2 separate regions of the Homo sapiens genome follow, and region 2 is linked to region 1. Evidence: chromatin loops called from intact Hi-C (ENCODE). Cell type or tissue: heart right ventricle. All regions are shown on one strand. Links, peaks and the distances in the headings refer to the core of each region. The heading gives the core; the rest is flanking DNA.

The links. Peaks named below come from ENCODE experiments on the same cell type or tissue, not always from the same donor. Only the 100,000 strongest peaks of a DNase experiment are listed, where the experiment ranks them.
Region 2: a loop joins it to region 1, with 4 times the contacts of the local background. A loop is called at or near these places in 4 of 110 quality-filtered maps.

What each region holds. Positions count from the first base shown.
Region 1 is chr15:24,871,446-24,879,781 of GRCh38, forward strand. The region is part of intron 2 of SNHG14 (small nucleolar RNA host gene 14); the gene reads left to right. It also overlaps a transcript of SNRPN not described here. Among named protein-coding and RNA genes, the nearest start is that of SNHG14, 52 kb to the left of the region's middle. In heart right ventricle, for the core only: no CTCF peak of the experiment used is centred there; no DNase peak of the experiment used is centred there; H3K4me3 peaks cover 959 bases.
Region 2 is chr15:24,929,791-24,938,126 of GRCh38, forward strand. All of the region lies in intron 4 of SNHG14 (small nucleolar RNA host gene 14), which reads left to right. It also overlaps a transcript of SNRPN not described here. Among named protein-coding and RNA genes, the nearest start is that of SNRPN, 21 kb to the right of the region's middle. In heart right ventricle, for the core only: no CTCF peak of the experiment used is centred there; no DNase peak of the experiment used is centred there; H3K27ac peaks cover 1,942 bases.

The DNA of each region.
Region 1 (8,336 bases), core at 75-8,074:
AACTGGCTTCCTTAACTTAAAAATATGCCTTTAATTTTATGAAGTATATCTTACGGTGATTTAGATTTGCATTGCTGAAGGACTAATGATGTCAATCATCTTTTTATGTGCCCTTTGGGGATACATATTCTTTGAAGAAATGTCTATTTATACAATTTACCCATTTTTAGTTGGTATTTGTCTTTTATTTTTTGAGATGTGACAATCTTTTATATATTCTGAACAGTAGACCCTCATTACCTATATGACTAGCAAATATTTTGTCTCTTTTTTTTTTGAGACAAAGTCTCGCTCTGTTGCCCAGGCTAGAGTGCAGTGGTGCAATCTTGGCTCACTGCAAGCTCCGCCTCCCCGGTTCACACCATTCTCCTGCCTCAGCCTCCCAAGCAGCTGGGACTACAGGCGCCCACCACCACGCCTGGCTAATTTTTTTGTACTTTTAGCAGAGACGGGGTTTCACCATGTTAGCCAGGATGGTCTCGATCTCCTGACTTCATGATTCGCCCACCTCAGCCTCCCAAAGTGCTAGGATTACAGGCGTAAGCCACCACGCCCGGCCTTTTGTCCTCTTTTTAGGGTTGTTTTATACTTCTTGATAGTATATGTTGAATGACAAACATTTTAAAAAATAGATGAATTTATCTATTTTTGCTTCTGTTACTTGTGTTTTTTGTGTTATATCTTAGAAACCATTAATTTCAGACCATGAAGATACATTTTTAAAATAACTTTTTTTTTGAGACATGAGTATCACTTTTGTTGCCCAGGTTGGAGTGCAGTGGCACAATCTCAGCTCACTGCAACCTCTGCCTCCTGGGTTCAAGTGATTCTCCTGCCTCAGCCTCCCAAGAGGCTAGGATTACAGGTGCCTGCCACCACACTAGGCTAATTTTGTATTTTTAGTAGAGACAGGGTTTCACCATTTTGGCCAGGCTGGTCTCAAACTCCTGACCTCAGATGATCCACCCACCTACCATACCCAGTCAAAAATACATTTTTTTTTGGAAAATATAGTTTAGGCTGGGCGCAGTGGCTCACGCCTGTAATCCCAGCACTGTGGGAGGCCAAGGCGGGCGGATCACCTGAGGTTGGGAGTTCGAGACCAGCCTGACCAACATGGAGAAACCCCGTCTCTACTAACAATAAAAAAATTAGCTGAGTGTGATGAAACATGCCTGTAATCCCACCTACTTGGCAGGCTGAGACAGCAGAATCGCTTGAACCTGGGAAGCAGAGGTTGTGGTGAGCTGAGATCCCACCATTACACTCCAGCCTGGGCAATAAGAGTGAAACTCCGTCTCGAAAAAAAAAAAAAAAAAAAAAGCTGGGTGCGGTGGCTTACGCCTGTAATCCCAGCACTTTGTGAGGCTGAGGCGGGCGGATCACACTGCACTCCAGCCTGGGTGACAGAGCGAGACTCCGTCTCAAAAAAAAAAAAAAAAAAAAAAAAATAGTTTTCCTCATTGAATTGCCTTGGCAACTTTTGCAATCCATAGACCATAAATGTCAGGGTTAATCTTTGGACAGTCACTTATATTCCATTGACCTATATCACTGTCCTTATGCCAGTACCACAATGTCCTCATTACTATCACTTTATATTGTTTAGAAATCCCATAATCCAACTTTGTTCTGCTTCTCATTACCAGTGTGGTTCTTTTAGATCTCATGAATTTCCATATGAATTTTAGAATCAGCTTACCAATTACTCCCGCCTTGCCCGCAAAAAAAAAGCAACAGGGATTCCCATAGCACAACGACATCACTCTGCTGGACAGCAAGAGGGTGTGTTCAGGAACCATACCTAGTCTACAAAGCCATGGGACTACATACCACAGTCCCAGGGACAACCACAAAATCAAGACTCTTCTTTTGTTTTTGTTTCTTTTTTTTTTTTTTGAAACGGAGTATTGCTCAGTCACCCAGGCTGGAGTGCAATGGCACGATCCCGACTCACTGCAACCTCTGCCTCCTGGGTTCAAGCAATTCTCCTGCAAATATTTTGTCTCTCTTTTTTTTTGAGACAAAGTCTCGCTCTGTTGCCCAGGCTAGAGTGCAGTGGTGCAATCTTGGCTCACTGCAAGCTCCGCCTCCCCGGTTCACACCATTCTCCTGCCTCAGCCTCCCAAGCAGCTGGGACCACAAGTGCCCACCACCACGCCTGCCTAATTTTTTGTATTTTTAGTAGAGACGGGGTTTCACCGTGTTAGCCAGGATGGTCTCGATCTCCTGACCTCGTGATCCACCTGCCTCGGCCTCTCAAAGTGCTGGGATTACAGACGTGAGCCACCGTGCCTGGCCAACTCTTCTTTTTATGGTCTGAAATCACGGAGTATATTCTCTACATCTCATTCCTACCTTCAATGAGGAAATTAGTTCCTGGGATCTGATGACCTGGAGTGAGAGATGCAGCTGATCTAGACCACATTTCTCACTTCTGAGATCAGAATAGCAAATATGTATGTACTAGTAATTTGGACATTTGCAATTCAAGAAACCTCGCACCTCCCACAGCATACTTCATTCACTCCATGAGAAAAAAACAAACTCACTTAAATATTCATCTTCAGAAAAAAAAAAAAAAGGCTGCCCGCTGCGGTGGCTCACGCCTGTAATCCACTTTGGGAGGCCAAGGCTGGCAGATCACGAGGTCAGGAAATCGAGATTATCCTGGCTAACACAGTGAAACCTCGTCTCTACTAAAAATACAAAAAATTAGCCGGGCGTGGTGGCAGGCGCCTGTAGTCCCAGCTACTTGGGAGGCTGAGGCAGGAGAATGGCATGAACCCGGGAGGTGGAGCTTGCAGTGAGCCAAGATCGCACCACTGCACTCCAGCCTGGGTGACAGAGTGAGACTCTGTCTCAAAAAAAAAAAAAAAAAAAAAAAAGGCAGAGTGGCAGACCAAAAACGAGCCATATGTCAATCTGGAGTAGGAGTGACCAATGTCAGAGTGGAAAATGAGGGCTGATGAGCTTTGGTTCTCAGGCTTTAGAGTAAAGGTGGTAGATGCAAAACTGTCTATCCACCGTGGGTTTATACTGATAAGTGGGCAGTAAATGAAAGAATAGTGTAATCAGCTGATGTTAGAGTGCACCTTTTAACAACGTTCAAGTACAGATGCATCTTAAAATTGACATTGTAAAAACAAAGTTTGCCAGAATCTAGTCATAATATGGCTGTCCTTGTCTGCACATGCATGAACTTGATCTGAAAACCTTTGATTGACGTCTTCTGGTGATATGATCACCATCAAAACTTACAGAGATGCTGTCAGTAGGTTGAATAATCTCATAAATAGGAGAGTAGGACTCTGTCAAGAAATGTGATGTCACCAAAGTTCCTGATTAGCAAAGATGATGACAATGTGGGGTAAATCATGGACAGGGTGTGTTGAAGGTGATTCAGAAGAGTTTGATCTGAGTGACAGGAATTTTAGGAATGCTGTTGTTAGTGTATTCTGCTTATATTTTCCATCTTTGTCATCATAGAAGTGATATAAGACTAATACCTGCATTTATAGTAGTTGAAAGTTTTTTTCAGTAATAATATAAAATTGTAAGTGATAAGATGTATTTGTCCTATAGTCTACGAATTTATTCCTATATTGTGACATAAAATAATGATGCATTTTACAATTGACTCAAATAATAACTATTTCAATTCCTTAGAAAACACTGTATGAGAAAATGCTGACTTCATGTTTAGTATAGATGTGCTATTAGTCTACAGGTTTTAAGTATTATTAGTTCATTCAATTCTCACAACATTTCAAGAGGTAGGCAATATTACCACTCCCAAGTTCCAGTTGTGAATCTGAGCTAAAGCCTTACAGGAAAAGAGTAGAAAAACCTGAGCTTGACTTTGTCTGTCTCCAGAATCTTTGTTTACATCAACTATGTTAGAATATCTTTTCTATGATAAATACATCCTAAGTCTAGTTTCAGAAATTGTGCTTTACACAATAGTCATGAAATTATTTTTCTCAATTTCAATCTAAATGCTACATTAAATCGTTTTTAAGTTCAGGTCAATGAACCATCTGGTGATCATTTTGTATGTAATGTGAGGTCAAAGGTGAGATTTTTATTCCCTCCCCCACCGCAACAGAAGAATATTCAATTTCCTAGAACATTGATAGAAAAATCAATTTTCCCCCCATTGAACTTTAATATGTATGTATAAGAGTTTTCCACTGGGCATGGTAGCTCACACCTGTAATCCCAGCAATTTAAGTGGCTGTGGTGTGAGGACTGCTTGAGCCCAGGAGTTTGAGAAAGGCCTAGGCAACATAGCAAAACACTGTCTCTACAGAAATAAAAATTTTAGGCCGGGTGCGGTAGTTCATGCCTGTAATCCCAGCACTTTGGGAGGCTGAGGCGGGCAGATCACCTGAGGTCAGGTGTTCGAGACCAGCCTGGCCAACATAGTGAAACCCCATCTCTACCAAAAATACAAAAACTAGCCAGACATGGTGGCACATGCCTGCAGTCCTAGCTACTCGGGAGGCTGAGGCAGGAGAATCGCTTGAACCTGGCAAGTGGAGGTTGCAGTGAGCCGAGACTGTGCCACTGCACTCCAGCTTGGGCAGCAGAGTGATACTTTGTCTCAAAAAAAAAAGAAAAAAAACAAAAAAAATAAAAATTTTAAAAATAAGGAGTGTTCAACACTCTTTCTACTTGCTAACACTTATGCAGGTTCAAATCTTGCCTTTTAATATTTGTTTTTAATTTGTCTTGCAGACTAATGTCTTTATCACTTGTGTACATTTTTTTTCCTTTGGCCACATAAGTATCATCTACAACCCAAAATACATTTCTCCTTTATTTAAAGCACAAGTCAAGCAGACGTTCAACAAATAGGCAATAAAAATCAGATTAAAGATACTGTAGGTCCAGGAGCTGTGGCTCATGCCTTTAATCTCAACACTTTGGGAAGCTGAGATGGTGGATCACCTGAGGTCAGGAGTTTGAGACCAGCCTGGCCAACATGGTGAAACGTCTTCTCTGCTAAAAATACAAAAATTAGCTGAGTGTGGTGGCGTGCGCCTGTAATCCAAGCTACTCAGGAGGCCGAGGCAGGAGAATCGCTTGAGCCCAGGAGGCAGAGGTTGCAGTGAGCTGAGATTGCTCCACTGCGCTCCAGCCTGGGCCACAGAGCGAGACTCCATCTCAAAAAAAAAAAAAAAAAAGATGCTGTAGTAGGAAATGTGCATTACTCTGTTGAAATCCACAAAATGCATGAGCATACAACCCAAATTTAAGTGGTAATTGAAGGTTTCCTCGAAGAGGCAGTTTGTGATTGAATAGATGAAGAATAAGCAGCTGAAAACCATGTAAATTAGAACTAATAAATAACAAAGGATGATTAGTATTGAGGTAGAGAATGGGAATGTATAGAATGCAAAAAAAATTGAGACATCGCAAGGAGAGCAGCAATTTCAGTACACTTGAAGGAAGCTAGAAATATATACCAGGGCTAGATTTTTAAGATATTTAATGCCGTGTCAATGTGTTGGTATTTTATAATTTTCTGTAGTTCCAGACATTAGCTAGGGTGTGCTCACTTAGGAACACAGCTGTTGAAATTGTAAAATGAGAATTTGGGTCTCATACATTTGAAGAAAAAAATATATGGGGTTTAGGTTCAGATTCTGTACAGACAAAGGAAAAGTATGGGTGGGGAAAATGTGAGACAGCCTGAGGTCCAGGAAAAATGGCCACAGAAAATTTTCGTATTTTCAGATAAAATCTACTCTTCAAGTTAGACCTCCCTACGAAAGATGCTAGTTCAATAATGAATTCTCCACCTGGAAAAGGACATTTCAGCTCCAAGTCCAGGTTGCTTTCATGCCTTAAAGTCACCTTATTTGTATTTCAGAAGCACGTGCTACACTAGCTTTAGGGAATGAAGAACCATGTGCTGACAGTGCCATCTAGCATCAACAGAAACAGGAACCAATGGCAACCTAAATAAGTACAGAAAAAAAGGTGGGGTCCAGGAACCAAGAATGACTGCTGATTTGAGCAGGATTTTTACAATTTGTTTTAAAACTTAAACATAATGCATAGATGCTGTGGAATTAAAAAATGCAACCTAGGCCGGGCGCGGTGGCTGACGCCTGTAATCCCAGCACTTTGGGAGGCCAAGGCCGGCGGATCACCTGAGGTCAGGAGTTCAAGACCAGCCTGGCCAATATGGTGAAACATCTCTACAAAACACACACACACACACACACACACACACACACACAAACACACTAGCCGGGCGCAGTGGCGCGCGCCTGTAATCCCAGCTACTCGGGAGGTTGGGGCAGGAGAATCGCTTGAACCCGGGAGGAGGATGTTGTGGTAAGCCAAGATCGGGCCACTGCCTGGCGACAGAGCGAAACTCCGTCTAAAAAAGAAAAAAAATGCAATCTAATAATGTCCAGCAACGATACAGGGAAGCCTGGCCCATGCTCACTTTTCCAGTCACCTGCTCTTAAGTAGTGCACGGGTTAAAGAACGATGTGAGTGCTAGTGGCTGATTCTTTCACTTACAAACATGCATGTACACGATTGTGTTACCATGGACAAACACATAAAATTTGATTGTAAAACTAGTTGACTCTTAACTGTGACACATTAAATCCTTGAGTAAATGAGTGTGTGTTTCCATACATATATTCAGTACCACTACAGTTCACAAAATGAACGGGACTTCTTAGGTTAAAGCCTTGTTAAGTTATTCTTTAAAACGCTTTCCAATCTGATAGAGAGCTCTGGCGTATTCGCTCAAGTTTCCGTGGCGGGTCTAGGGCTCCTGAAGCCCCACGGGTCTCACTGCTACCCACATGGCTATTACCGCAACCACCGCTGCCACGCAGCCCGCAAGAAATGTGCCACCGTTCTGAGCGGCCGACAAACCCGCAGTGCGCTACGGGAAGGTCACCTGACAGTTGGGGAGAACGGCAGCCCGCAGGGGCCGATCTTCGGCGCGCCTGCACAGCGCAGGCGGAATTGGGGCGCCTTTTCTCCTTCCGGTTTCCGTTTCCGTGCGCCCCGAGGGTCTGTTCCGCTTATGGCGCCCGCCGGGAGTCTCCCTTTCTTCGCAAGCGTTAACCTGCGTTTTACTCGTAAAAATTTGCTTTCTAGGCTTCGTATAATTGTTCTGGTCTTGCACTTTATGTGTGCATTAGCCTTGAGTTTGCTTGTTGTTTTCCCATGAAAAATTGTATTGTATTTCTGTAACAGCCCCTCCTCTTGTTACATAAACATTGACCAGTAATTGTATATCCTTCCCTCTCAATATTAACAATTTTATCTTTTTTGCGTTCTTTGAAAAAAACGAAATCCTTTTCAAAAATACTGAACTTGTCATTTTTAAGAAATGAGATACTACTTTAATCATTTCTGTATTGTCCTTAAGATTCTTTATATATTCTTTATTGTTTATCTTTTCCACTAATATACCTTTAATATGAGAGGACTTGTAGAGGCTTCAGGGTCACACTTTCGAAACCCAGAGTTTTAGTATCTCCTTATAGAATATTTGTAATTTAAGAAAAATTATACAAGGTTGAATTTTCAAAAATATATTTTTAAAATATATTTAAAAAAGTATTTTTAAATATAGTCCTCCGGAATGCAAAAGGACAATACTACTTTCAGCTAGTACTTTTTAAGTGATTATTTTCCGCCACGTATTCTTTTGAAATTATGCATTTAGGCCGGGTGCGGTGGCTCACGCCTGTAATCCTAGCACTTTGGGCGGCCGAGGCAGGCAGATTGCCTGAGCTCGGGGGTTCGAGACCAGCCTGGGCAACACGGTGAAACCTCGTCTCTACTAAAATACAAAAGAAATTACCCGGGGGTGGTGGTGTTCGCCTGTAGTCCTAGCTACTCGGGAGGCTGAGGCAGGAGAATTGCTTGAACCTGGGAGGCGGTGGTTGCAGTGAGCCGAGATCCCGCCACTGCACTCTAGCCTGGAGGACAGAGTGCGATTCTGTCTCTACAAAAAAAAAAGAAAGAAAGAAATTATACATTTAATTGAAGCTCAGAAAATATATGTGTGATGTTTTCTATGAAATGAAACATTGTTTAGATGAGAAAATAAATGTAAAATGCATTTGCCTTTTCAAAGCAGCAATTAGTGGCGAAGTGTGAATACAAAACCAGTCTTCTTTCTGCAGAGACCATGTCTGTCACCCTTGTGCTGGAATGAACAACATCACATATTTTTTTGTTTGCATATGGCCTGAGGGTCAAATTCTGCCCAGCATGTTTGCTTTCTTTTTTAAATAAATATTTATTGGAACACAGCTATGCTGTTCATTTTTGTATTGCCGATAGCTGCC
Region 2 (8,336 bases), core at 277-8,276, 59 kb after region 1:
AAGAGCAAAAATTACATATTTTTATTTTTCAAATAAAATCAATTGAGACAGTAACAAATTTGCTCAAAGAATCAACCTGAACACATGTACATCTATTATGTATCAATAAAAAAATGGCCAGGCACGGTGGCTCACACCTATAATCCCAGCACTTTGGGAGGCCAAGGCGGGTGGATCACGAGGTCAGGAGATCAAGACCCTCCTGGCTAACGCGGTGAAACCCTGTCTCCACCAAAAATACAAAAAATTCTCTGGGCGTGGTGGCAGGTGCCTGTAGTGACAGGGCGAGCTTGCAGTGAGCCGAGATTGTGCCACTGCACTCCAGCCTGGGTGACAGAGCGAGACTCCATCTCAAAAATAAATAAATAAAAATAATAAATTTTTTTCTAGATAAAAAATATAAAAATTACACCACAGTCCAAAAAAAAAAAAAAAAAAACTGTTCAAGACTGATCTTTCATAGTGATTGGGTCTATGAGTAAATGTTAAATAGATGATTTATTAGGTTTCTTTTTATTTCAATGATGAGATGGAGAAATATATTATTTTACATGAGGGCAAAAAATATTTTATGCATAGATATTTTTTATTTTGCCTATGTCCTTAAATTCTCAGAATATAGATTATTGCCTTCAGAAATCTGTCTAGGTTCACCTATACCTTATTAGAACTCAGCTTTGCTGGCTGTGGTACACCTGTAATCCCAGCACTTTGGGAGACTGAGAAGGGAGGATCACCTGAGCTCAGGAATTTGAGACCGGCCTGGGAAACATAGGGAAACCCTGTCTCTACAAAAATACAAAAAAAAAAAAAAAAAAAGTCTGGGTGCAGTGGCTCACGCCTGTAATCCCAGTAAATCCCAGTACTTTGGGAGGCCGGGCCGGGTGGATCCCGAGGTCAGGAGTTCAAGACCAGACTGGCCAACATGGTGAAACCCCGTCTCTACTAAAAATAAAAAATTAGCAGGGCATGGTGGTGAGCATCTGTAAGCCCAGCTACTCGGGAGGCTGAGGCAGGAGAATTGCTTGAACCTGGGAGGTGGAGGTTGCAGCGAGCCAAGATTGTGCCACTGTACTCCAGCTTGGGCGACAAAGCAAGAGTCTGTCTCAGAAAAAAAAAAAAAAAATTAGCCAGGCATGGTGGTGCACACCTGTAGTCCCAGCTACTCAAGAGGCTGAGGTGGGGAGCCCTAGTGGGTGCAGTGAGCCAAGATCACACCACTGCACTCCAGCCTGGGCGACAGAGTGAGACTCTGTCTCAAAAAACAAAAAAGTGAGCTTTAATAAATTCTATAAAACTTTTTTCTAGTTGAGAGTACGTTACTACAAGCTAACTTTTAAAAAAGTCATATTATTTGATTACTAGGAACTTTGCAATTAGTTTTGCTTCTTCTGGTTTTTATTTTTGCCTGGCACAACATTTCCTTCCTTGGCCCCTGTCTGTATTAATAATGCTGCCAGGATATACTGAATGATTTTATTCCAGTTTTTTCTACCTTAATTATGTTAAAGAAAAACAAAAGCTGGGTATTAGTTATAGTGGTAAGGACACATTTTAATCACTAATAACTATTGTAATCGTGAAGAAAGTCCAGCATGAACTGAACTCAACTTTGGTGTGTACAGAGGTGACTGGGTATTTTAAAGGAAGAATGAAGCTGGGTGTCTACTGGACACTGGAATGAAGCTACTGCAGAGGCTGAGGCAGAAGGATTGCTTGAGCCAGGGGTTTGAGACCAGCCTGGGCAATACATCAAGACCTAGGCTGGGCGGGGTGCCACACGCTTGTAATCCTACACTTTGGGAGGTGGAGGGGCGGGGGGTGAATGGCTTGAGTTCTGGAGTTCGAGACCAGCCTGGGCAACATCGTGAAACACTGTCTCTACAAAAATACAAAAATTAGCAGGGAATGGTGGCACATGGCTGTAGTCCCAGCTACTCAGGGGGCTGAGGTGGGAGAATCCCTTGAACTTGAGGAGACAGAGGTTGCAGTGAGCCAAGATCTCACCACTTTACTGTAGCCTGGGTGACAGAGTGAGAACCTGTCTCAAAAAAAAAAAAAAAAAAAAAAAAAAAAAAGACTTTGCTTCACCCACAAAGGGAAAATCAGGGAATAGGAGGGAGTTGAGTTGTGGGGTAGGGTATGCTCAGTTGAGTCAGAGAAGTAAAAATTTACCAAAAGTGGTGGTTCCATGTAAAACCTACCTGGGATTGCTAACTGGTGCTGTTTGAAGTTAGACTATGACCCTCGCACAGAGGCCAGGAGACAGGGGCCCTATCTTCTGCTGTTGGCTGGAACAAAGAGTAAATTCATTTGGGAGGCTTCACTTTTTTCAGGCAGGCTATTTAAGGGGGATACAGTCAACCAGGGGATATGGCCTTGAGATGCTAGAATCTATGTTAGTATTTTGTTCAAATATTTATAGGCCAGGGTTAAGACTGACTTTGTTTCTTTGTTTTTTGAGATGGAGTTTTGCTCTTGTTGCCCAGGCTGAAGTGCAATGGTGCGATCTTGGCTCACTGCACCCTCCGCCTCCTGGGTTCAAGTGATTCTCCTGCCTCAGCCTCCCGAGGAGCTGGCATTACAGGTGCTCGCCACCACGACTGGCCAATTTTTGTACTTTAGTAGAAACGGGGTTTCACCATGATGTCCAGGCTGGTCTTGAACTCCTGACCTCAGGTGATCCGCCTGCCTCAGCCTCCTGAAGTGCTGGGATTCCAGGCATGAGCCACTGTGCCCAGCGTAAGACCTAGTTGAGAAGGCAGCTCAGAGGAACCTGGCTAGAGTTTGGTCAAGAAGACTATCTCTGTCAATCATAATGTGTATTCCACCAATAAGAGTCATTGAGTCTGTAAATGTTTTTTTTTTTTTCCTTTGAGACAGAGTTTCACTCTTGTTGCCCAGGCTGGAGTGCAATGACACAATCTCGGCTCACTGCAACCTTGGCCTCTCAGGTTCAAGTGGTTCTCTTGCCTCAGCCTCCAAAGTAGCTGGGATTACAGGCATGTGCCGCCACACCCAGCTAATTTTGTATTTTTAGTAGAGATGGGGTTTCACGATGTTGGTTAGGCTGGTCTGGAACTCCTGACCTCAGGTGACCCACCTGCCGCAGCCTCCCAAAGTGCTGGGATTACAGGCGTGAGCCCCCATGCCTGGCCAAGTCTGTAATCTTGATTGAAAGTTTACTTTTGACTGGGCATGGAGCTCATGCATGTAATCCCAGCGCTTTGGGAGGCTGGGGCAGGAGGATTACTTGAGTCCAGGAGTTTGAGACCAGCCTGGGCAACACAGGGAGACCTCTTCTCTACAAAAAATAAAATTAGCCGGGCTTGGAGGTGCGTGCTGATAGTCCTAGCTACTTGACAGACTGAAGTGTGAGGATCACTTGAGCCTGGGAAGTTGAGGCTGCAGTTAGCCAAGATCCATGCCACTGTGCTCTAGCCTGGGCGACAGAATGAGACCCTGTCTCAAAAAAACAAAAAGAAAAGAAAAGTTGACTTTTTGCCAGCTGTTAGGAAAACATCTGTGGCTCTGGAGGGCGGCTGGTTTAAAGAAAAAAAAAAACAATCAGACATACCTGATATCTACAAGAGGATAATGAGCTTAGTATGGTGTGTGTAGGAGCCTAGAGGAGAGAGGCTGGGAGGGGATTCTTGGGGAAAACGGTGGTTGAGTTGGGGTTCAGAGGCAAGCCCCTAGGTCTTAGGCTGGGCACGGTGGCTCATGCCTGTAATCCCAGCACTTCAGGATGCTGAGGTGGGCGGATCACCTGAGGTCAGGAGTTCGAGACCAGGCTGGACATCATGATGAAACCCTGTTTCTACTAAAAATAGAGGAGAATTTGATGGCCATTCACAGTCAAGGGAACTGAACACATCAAAGGGATTGCCAGAAGGGCAGAAGTCCTGACTTACAGGTATAAGGAGAAACAGAAGAGGAGACAAGGTGTGGGGTCTACCAGGTGGGCAGGCCCATTGAGTAGAGGGTACATGGCATTCATTGAAGGATTTTCATCAAGGCAGTCTTCTGGTAAGATACGGGGAAGTCCACAGGCTAATTGGAAAACAGAAAGAATGAGATCATGGAGACAAATTTAGGGACTGACTCCGTCTGTATTAATTTATACCAGGGGTCAGCCAAGTGCAACCTGTGGCTAAATTTGGACTGCTATGCATACATGTATGGCTTGTGAGCTAACAAAGTTTTTTATGGTTTTAAATACTTGAGCCAGGTGCGGTGGCTCACACCTGTAATCCCATCACTTTGGGAGGCCGAGGCGGGCGAATCACCTGAGTTTGGGAGTTCGAGACCAGCCTGGCCAACATGGTGAAACCCCGTCTCTATTAAAAATACAAAAATTAGCTGGGTGTGGTGGTGCATGCCTGTAGTCCCAGCTACTCAGGAGGCTGAGGCAGGAGAATCATTTGAACCTGGGAGGCGGAGGTTGCAGTGAGCCGAGATCATGCCATTGCACTCTAGCCTGGGCAACAGAGTGAGACTCTGTCTCAAAAAATAAAATAAATAAATACTTGAAAAAAGCAAAAGAATAGCATTTAATAAAAATTATATAAGATTCAAATTTCACGGTCCATAAGTGAAGTTTTATTGGAATACACTCATGCCCACTTGTTTACATATTGTCTGTGACTGCTTTCACACTTCACACTACAAAGGTTGAGTAGTTGTGAGTGATCGTCCTCAAAGCCTAAAATATTTACTCTCTGGCTCTCCTCTCTACAGAAAAAGGCTGCTGATCTCTGCCTGATTCATTGATTGATTATTATTTGAAATGGGGTTTCACTCTGTCATCCAGGCTATAAAGCAGTGGCGTCATCTCAGCTCACTGCAACCTCCACCCGCCGGGCTCAAGCAATCCTATCTCAGCCTTCTGAGTAGCTGGAAGCAGAGGCGTGTGCCTCCGCTCCCAGCTAATCTTTTGTATTTTTGGTAGAGACGGGGTTTCACCATATTTCCCAGGCTGGTCTTAAACTCCTGAGCTCAAGTGATCTGCCTGCCTCAGCCTCCCAAAGTGCTGGGATTATAGGCATGAGCCACCGTGCTTGGCTGACCTCTGATTTATATGGCCAGATGGGGGCAGGTACTCAGTTGCTTGTGCATATTTTGTTGGGAGATCACAAGTTAGCAAGATAAAAGTGCTTTCATCACAGAGGTTTCAGTCTAGTAGAAGTTAAATTTTTGTGCCGGGTTCAGTGGCTCACACCTGTAATCACAGCACTTTGGGAGGCCGTTGCAGGCCGGTTGCCTGACCTCAGGAGTTCGAGACCAGCCTGGGCAACACAGTCAAACCCCATCTCTACTAAAATACAAAAATCTAGCTGGGCATGGCAGCATGCCCGTATAGTCCCAGCTACTCGTGAGGCTGAGGCAGGAGAATTGCCTGAACCCGGGAGGTTGAGGTTGCAGTGAGCCGAGATCATGCCGCTACACTCCAGCATGGGCAACAGAGCGAGACTTTGTCTCCAAAAAAAAAAAAGTTCGATTTTTGTTTAATAGGTGAGATCATATGAAACATAAATATAAGTACTGATGTAGGGATTGTGCTTTGTGAATGGGTCTCTGCCTGCAAAACATTCCTGAGAAGCTTTCTGAAGGGTTCAAGCTGAGAACAGAAGGATGGAGAAAGAGATTCTGTAAGTTAGGAGGCAAGAATCTGAGCTAAGATTTGGATGTGACAGGACCATGAGTGGATAGGGAATGTTTTGTTTCTTGAGTGGGAAGTGGGAAGCATTTTGGGAACAAGGTAAGGAAGAGAGAGGAGGCTGCAGTGTTTTTAAGGAGTCCTGCCCACGCCAAGAAGTCTGGACTGGAGGTCATTTGCTTTAAACATGTCATCTCAAGCATGTGTGATCTATTTGGAGCAAATATAATCAAGGGAAGTTTTAAACAGGAGAGTTTTCAGAGCAGTGGAGTCTGAAAAGTTGCCCTAAAATAAGGTTGAGCATAAGAAAGTCCTTCTTGCTTCTGGAAAAAGTGGACTATGGGTGCTCACTCTTTGGGGCCAGACAGAGAAGAATTAAAAATCATGGGCTGGGTGCGGTGGCTCACCCCTGTAATCCCAGTACTTTGGGAGGCCAAGGTGGGTGGATCACGAGGTCAGTTCAAGACCAGCCTGGCCAACATAGTGAAAACCACGTCTCTACTAAAAATACAAAAATTAGCTGGGCATGGTAGCGCATGCCTGAAGTCCCAGCTACTTGAGAGGCTGAGGCAGGAGAATCACTTGAACCCAGGAGGCGGAGGTTGTGGTAAGCCGAGATCATGCCACTGCACTCCCGCCTGGGCAACAGAGCAAGACTCTGTCTCAAAAAAAAAAAAAAATTGTGTTATTTCTCCCTTTTGCACCTAATCTCCCACTGAAGATGACTGCAACTTTCCTGTGAATTCTGAACCTGCTGCCAAAAGATACTTCTTTATATTCCATGATTTTGTGTAAAACTTTGTGGTGAGAATTAGAGAAAGCTTAATTTGCTGCTTGGCATCCAGAATTAGGAGGCCAAGTTAGGCTCCCATGTTAATTTTCAGAAAGCCCATGTTCCTGATATCTGGTAGGGATGGCGGTGCTGAACTGTGAAGGTGTTGGAAACCAGAATTTTGGCAGAAACGGAGTCAGATTTGAACATGGTACAAATTTGGACCAAGGGCCTAGTGATAGTTAGGTCAGGAAATTGGGGACTGTATTGGTCCATTCCTGCACTGCTATAAAGAACTACCCGAGCCTGGGTAATTTATAAAGAAAAGAGGTTTAATTGGCTAATGGTTCTGAAGGCTCTAAAGGAATCATGGCTGGGGAGTCCCTAAGAAACTTGCATCATGGCAGAAGGCAGAGGGGAGTCAGGCACATCTTTACATGGCAGAAGCAGGAGAGAGAGAGCAAGGGGAGGAGGTTCCACACACTTTCAGACAACCAGATCTTGTGATATATCACAAGAAGAGCACCAAAGGGGAAATCCACCCCTGTGATCTAGTCACATCCCACCAGGCCCCACGTCCAACATTGGGGATTACAATTTGACATGAAATTTGGATGGGGGCACAGACTCAAACCACATCAGGGACCAAAGAAATATTTTACTTATTTTCAGTTATCAATGGAATTTACTGCTGATGAGAAATAAATGTATCTTGCCAGTAACTTATAAAGTAATAAAACCGGCCAGGTGCGATGGCTCACGTGTGTAATCCCAGCACTTTGGGAGGCTGAGGTAGGTGGATCATGAGGTCAGGAGATCGAGACAATCCTGGCCAACGTGGTGAAACTCTCTCTACTAAACATACAAAAATTAGCTGGGCATGGTGGTGCGTGCCTCTAATTCCAGCTACTTGGGAGGCTGAGGCAGGAGAATCACTTGAACCAGGGAGCCGGAGATTGCAGCAAGACGAGATCATGCCACACCACTCCAGCCTGGCGACAGAGCGAGACTCCGTCTAAAACAAACAAACAAACAAAAAAATCAAAACAATTTCCCTAGAAATGTATAATTATTGACACTTTTTAGTATTTAAAAAATTTTCAGTGATACCCTGTATTTACAAAACAAAACAAAACAAAAAAAACGAAAAAGCAAGACAAAAACAAAACAGGCATGGTGATGTGCACCTGTAGTCCCAGCTACTCAGGAGGCTGAGGTGGGAGGACTGCTTGAGCCTAAGAGTTCAAGCCATGATCTCACCACTGTACTCTAGCCTGGATGACAGAGCAAGACTGTCTCTAAAAATTTTTTTAATTAAAAAAAAATTTCATCTTGACTTGCTTTTCATGTGAATCTAGTGTATTTGCTACTTTTTGATAATGCTTTGCACTTTTTAAATTGTAAAAACATTACATAAAATTTTCATCTTACCCGTTTCAGGGGCACTAAGTGCATTCACATTGATGTGCAACCATCACCACTGTCTAGCTCTAGAACTTTTTGTCTTACAAAACTGAAAATTGCCCATTAAATAATAACTCCGTTTCCTCCTCCCCACACCCCATCCCCTGGCAACCACCATTCTACTTCCTGTCTCCATGACATTTGATTAGTCTGGATATCTCGTATAAATGGAATCATACAGTATTTGTCCTTTTGTGACAGGCTTATTTCATTCTGTGTAGTGTTTCCAAAATTCATCCATGTTGTAGCATGCATCAGAATGTACTTCCTTTTTGAGGTTGAATGATACTCCATTGCATGTATGCATTACATTTTATTTATTAATCCATCAGTGGATGTTTAGGTTGCTTCTGCCTTTTGGGTAATGCAAATAATGCTGCTATGAACATGGGTGTGCAGATACCTCTTTGAGTTTCTGCTTCTAATTCGTTTTTTTTTTTT